Regions from separate parts of the Mus musculus genome. Here region 2 is linked to region 1. The links are chromatin loops, found by intact Hi-C in ENCODE. Cell type or tissue: heart. All regions are shown on one strand. Each heading gives the region's core, and the rest is flanking DNA. Links, peaks and the distances in the headings are about the cores only. Region 1 overlaps Gm38469. Region 2 overlaps Gm38469.

Region 1 (2,923 bases), core at 95-2,594:
GAAACACATCCAAAGAATCATAGACCACCGTCTCCATCCCTGTATCCCTTGTACCCTACCCTCTACCCTGTACCTCACATAGCCATTTTCAGTAGTCTGGGCTTTTCGCCATCAACTGCTTATAATATAAACAAATAAAATACATATCCCTGTTCCCAGGTAATGAATGGCATATTACAGATGTTTTCTGCCCTTGAACTTTCCTGCATTGTGTGGCTAAGCAAGAGTTTGTTTTAAGTAGGCCCTCGGCATTGGGCTGTGGGATGTTTACCAGTCTGCTGTCACACACAAATTGAATTGTCTTGTTTATGTGCCGTTCTGTATTTCCCACCCGCTACTCTATAAGAAAGATGTCTTACTATGGAATTAATGGGTCAAAATGTAAATGCTTGTGGAACTCTGATAATGGACGTGTCCCCTCCTCTGGGCTTTTACCTCATCAACAATACATGAGAATGCCAATTTCCCTCTAGCCTTGCCAGTCCCATTGCTAAGCCCTTGGAGTTCTGCCAGGCTGATAGGGCAGAGATGGTATTTTAATGTAGTTTCAGTTCCCCCACCCCTCTCTTCCGAGGAGCTGATTAGAGCATCTTATCACATCTGGAGGTCCATTTGCATTTCTTTTTCTGGTGAGCCATGTGTGGATTTCCCGCTCAGTTTTACAAGATGCTATTTGCCTTTTCAATTTATAGACATTCATTAGCTGATAGAGACTTTAACCTTTGGTTGAGATGAGGAGTTACAGGTATCTCCCTAGACTCCACTGGTGACTTGCTTAGATTTTAGGTTGCTTGCTTCGTGGCTTACTTTCCACACAGAACTTTTAAAATATAGCTAAAATAATTAAGTTTCCCCCAAGTTTGGGGGAATTTCATGAGCTTTCATGAAAGGAAGCACGCCATGATTTCCTCCAGCGTTTGGACTAGCATAGCAGACTAGTGTGTGGTATACAGGGTGATGTCATTTCTTACAGGATGATGTCATTTCTATCTTTTCCATGTGGAGGTTCATTTTTCCCAGTATCATTTATAAAAAGTCTGTATTTCTCCACAGATTTTTCAGAAGCAGCCTTCCCTGGAGTCTCAAGACCCATGTGCAAATAACTTAGGGTTATTTCTGGATTTTTCTATTTGGCTCCACTGGTTGTCAGCTTATTCACTTGCCAATGCAATTGTCTTCTAATTATAGAGACTTTGTAAATGCTTTAACATCTGGCTCTGCGTCACCACCGGGATGAATCCCATACTGCTGTAGGCCGAGGAGTGGGTTGGTCCATCATGCAAACCAAGCACAACTGCAAAGGAGGCCTCCTCTTCACCCTGACCACAGACCCTATTGTCCATGTGTGGTACTCTGCGAATGGCAAGAGGCTAGGCACCTACGTGGAGCTGTGTGGAGTGCGGATGTTGACTGGAACACTACTCATGTCCCTCCTGGCTCAGTTGACAACAGCTGTTGTCTCTGGGATTGTGAAACAGGGAAGCAGTTGGTTCCACTCAGGACCAACTCAGCTGTCCGAGCCTGTGGCATTGACTTTCAGGGGAATATTATCATGTTCTTCACAGACACAAAGATGGCCTACCAATGTTTTGTGAGCTTCTTTGATCTATGGGATCTGAGCCAAATCAACAGCAATGAGCCCTACATGAAGATGCCCAGCAAGATTCCAAGATCACCGTGCTGTTTGGGGACCCCTGGGGACACACATCATTGAAAGCCATGAGAGTAGAAAGAGCTCAGCCAACACAGTGCCAAGTCTAGAGAGGTCTTGGTTAATGTTAAAGAGCACCATGGCAGGTCACTGTCATCCAGTTGTCTAGAGGCATGACCATGTGTGTCACCACATCCAAGGACAGCACAGCCAAGCAACTTGACTCCATAAGTCTTGACTATCAGGAGACTTTCCAAACACAATGTTCCATCAACTCCACTACTCTCTCTCTCATCTGTGACCATGTGGTACTGGAAAGGTGTCAGGAAGCCAGAGATAAAACCACAGCCTCCACCAGGATTGACAAGTTTGAGGCCAGGTTCTCCCAGTTGGCATTTGAAGGAGAGTTTGAAAGCCTCAAGGGCCACTTTGGACCTATCAACAGTATTGCCTTGCATCCTGATGGCAAGAGCTACAGCCTCATGGCTAAGCTGGTGATGTATGCATCCACTATTCCGAGATGCATCTCCACAAACAGCAGAGAGGCTGCTCACAGAAGGTTTTAAACGCTGAAAAATAGTTTGAAAAAAAAAATGCTTTAACATCTGGCTTAAGACTGAGTTTGTACTCATTATTTTTTCTTTTTAAGGTTTTCTAAGCTATTTATATTTAGTTGTTCAAAGTGAAATATATAATCAATTTGTTGAATGTCAAGCAAGAAAACCAATGTGTATATTTTTATGATAATGAATCTTCTTATTCAAACTCAGTCTGTCTTTCTGTCTCTATTATTATTTTTACATGCTTTGTACCCACAAATTTTGATCAGTTCTTATTAGATGTATGCTTAGGTATTCTGTGTCAAATTAAAAATAAACATTTGTAGTTTCTTGGTTATTCTTTTGCATATGAAATTTATTGCTTCCCATATGCTAATTTTATAAGCATTTCAACTTTATTTATTTGATGGTGCATGGTGTGGTGTGGTGTGTGTGTGTGTGTGCGTGTGCGTGTGTGCGTGTTTGAGTGTGGGCACACACATATGTAGGGCACATGTGGAGCTCAGAGGACAACTTTTGGAAACGAGTTCTTTCCTTTCACCGTGGGTTCCAGAGATTGAACACATGTCATCAGAGCTTTGTGACACGTATTTTTTTACCCTCTGAACCCTCTCAGCAGCTTCTCCTCTACACTAATTTTAAACTTTGCTACTTTAATAACTTAAGTGTTTAAGCAGTGTTTTCGGAGATTGGAAAACTTTACTTAGGTTGA
Region 2 (2,923 bases), core at 163-2,662, 70 kb after region 1:
AATTATCTATGTGTAGTTTTTTTCTCAAAGAAACATGATGACCTATATTTAGCTTTGAAAGGACTGCTCTTATAGTCATATTATCTATAGAAAAAATATATTTTTTTTTAAATTCTAAACTACTTCTTTCAATCTAAATCATTTAATTCTAGGATATATGTTGAATAGTTACCACTTCAAACAATACAGCACGCTATACCTAGGGTTTTCAAACAGCTTAACATTACGTATGAAAAAAAATCTTATCCCACTTTTGGAGAAATAAGGGTAGAATATAAAACCGCTCATTCAGCATTTCAAAGTATTTATTAGAGTAAACAGGATTAAGAGTTTTTATCCTTAGACAATTCTTGTGTACTTAGATATTAACTATTGATAAAATTGTAAAATGCAATAATTATCAAAGAAAGCATTTCAGCACCAGGGTTTGATCATATTGAAAAAAAAAATTAAAAGTGCTCATTGTCTGCCAGAGCAAATGAGAAGTGTGTGACTGACTGACGTAACTACCACATGTGCCTGCTAGGCACGGGGAGGCATTACTGTGTACACTAGCATCCATAACTGCCTGGCGGGGGGCTAGAACTGTGTACACACATGGCTAGTCAGAACCTATGTTTTTTTTTTTTTTTTTTTTTTTTTAATGGAAAAGCCACATGATCCAAGACTGAATCTAGAGGTGCTTAGAGCCAACTAATCATAAATACTTGAACTCTTGACATTTCTCATTACTGGTTGTATCCATGCCAACTGCAAAACGAATACATGTTCTTTCCTACGCGTAAACAGTCACGGATGACTGAGAGCTCTGGTTTATTTCTGCGTGCACATGATACCCTCAGACCTGGCTTTCAGTCCACAGGGAAAACAGATAACCGTCTGACATCTAACTTCAAGTGAAGCCTTAACCTGATTTAAGTTTAGAGATACCTGAGACCTTAGTGTCTTCCTAGTCCAGTTAAGGTCAACCGGAGGAAACCCAAACACCTCTAACATGAACAAAGATGCAAGTTAACAAACGACACTGAAGAGGTTTGTAAAATGCCCTGAAAATCCTTCCCCATGCAGTTCAGCTCTTTCAGCCAATGCATTCTATCACAGAGCGACTCCTTCACACATTTTAAATAGCTTGGTATTATTTTTGTACACTTTTAATTTTGGAATAGAAACGTCTTGAAGGTAGCCTGCAGTGGTCAGTGAATACAGGAATGGAAGAGAATCAAATGAAGCAGAGAGGGGAGGGTGAGCAGCGGGCCTGTCCCACTTGCCAAGTGTAAGGTGCACGTCTGTAAAAAGTAGTCTACTCGTGTTTACACAAACCAGGTATATGAAAAAAAAACTAGTCAAAAAAATTATCCACATAGCATGCACCTACATGTACTCACACAATGATGGTATGGGCATGTGCACACACACTAAAAAATTACACAAGCAAAGAAACAGTGGCCAAGGGAACATACAACAACGAATCGGTGCATTCGACCACTGATGGGAGGGGCCGGAGGAGACCTTGAAATATTTATGTTCAACTTTCTATTAGAGAAGTGTATCCATGTAGTTCATGTGCCATACATTAGTGTGTCTCTGCTGTGACATGAGACAAGAGAACACAAGACCCTGGCACAGGGCCAACTCGCTTTCCAGGTCTGACCTGCTGTTGTCAAGACAACCATATTAACCTCTCTTGATCTTAGTTTCAAAGCAACTTAAAGGATTAGGTGTGTGTGTGTGCGCGTGTGCGCGTGAGCACTGTGAGAGAGAGGAGTGGGGGAAGGTGGAGGCCGAGCACGCCAGCTGTGGAAGGGCGCCTGCGAGTATTATTAGAACGGACCTGTGGCATGAATCTTGGTGTTCAGTCAAGTCTTCTGAACTGCATTTTTTCCTATCTCCCCCCCCCTTTCTCCTTACTCCAGAAACAGAACCCCATTTCCAGTGGCCCGTTCCACTGCTGGCTTCTAGACATTCTGTGTGACGAATCACCTCCTACTTTCAACCTATGGCATGACACCAATTTTCAGCAGTTGCGCATAAGTAATAATTTAAAAAAGGCAGGCATATGCTTAAAGTGTCAAACCTGCATCTATCAGAAACGATCTGTGACAATGCCATTCTTTTCACGTACTCGTGTGTGTGAAACGCGCATAGCAGACTGCAGAAAAGGTCTCGGGACCACACGTGTGTGCAGCTATCCTTTGGACAGCAACAGGAAATGGCAAGACTGTCACCCATAGGGAAAGGGGGCAAGTATCAGACCAGGTCTAATAGAGTTTCTGGCTTCTCTTTACCCTACTACCATGTCAAGCCCTTTCATATAGTAAGAAAACATCTGGTTGCTTATAAGGCTGATTCACTTGCTGTGAATATCTTCTATCTTAAAATGCCTTCAAGCAGGGACATTATAATTTCTATTAGGACAACGTTAAATCCATCAGACTTTGTTTGAACTTCTTTTACATGGGGATGCCTCATAAAATTTAGCAAAAAAAAAAAAAAAAAAAAGGGATATTTTGACAACATTTTCATACTTTCCATTAAGGGTCATCCAAAAAGTAGTACAATTCATGTCCCTGGAATCGGAGTTAAGAGATGGCTGTAAGTCACTATGTGTGTCCTGGAAACTGAGCCCAAGACCTCTAGAAGAGCTGCCAGTGTTCTTAACCACTGGGCCATCTGTCATTTACATTAACTTAACTGTCTTCTGGCTTCCTTGGGTATTAGGAACAGAAAGTGCAGGCATAGTGCAGGCAAAATACTATACACATATAATTATAAATAAAAACTTTATTAAGTATAAAATGCATGGTTTTCCATAATAGTTAATTTCAGCAAGCAGAAGCTTATTAGATCTGAGAATTAATCCAAGGGTTATTAGGTTTTTACTAACCTATGTAAGGTTATGAGTATGTACATAGCATCACATTGG

Evidence for each region. A loop is a pair of places that touch in the nucleus more often than their neighbours do. Peaks named below come from ENCODE experiments on the same cell type or tissue, not always from the same donor. Only the 100,000 strongest peaks of a DNase experiment are listed, where the experiment ranks them.
Region 2: it touches region 1 in a loop (2.1-fold over the local background); 3 of 42 quality-filtered maps call a loop at or near these places.

The regions. Positions count from the first base shown.
Region 1 is chr15:96,200,924-96,203,846 of GRCm38, forward strand. The region is part of intron 1 of Gm38469; the gene reads right to left. It also overlaps the pseudogene Gm4371. Among named protein-coding and RNA genes, the nearest start is that of 2610037D02Rik, 4.4 kb to the left of the region's middle. In heart, for the core only: no CTCF peak of the experiment used is centred there; a DNase peak (open chromatin) is centred at 1,288.
Region 2 is chr15:96,270,858-96,273,780 of GRCm38, forward strand. All of the region lies in intron 1 of Gm38469, which reads right to left. E330033B04Rik (RIKEN cDNA E330033B04 gene) reads right to left here. Exons shown (of 1, transcript NR_030690.1): 1 at 1-2,923. Among named protein-coding and RNA genes, the nearest start is that of E330033B04Rik, 3.0 kb to the right of the region's middle. In heart, for the core only: no CTCF peak of the experiment used is centred there; no DNase peak of the experiment used is centred there; H3K27ac peaks cover 533 bases.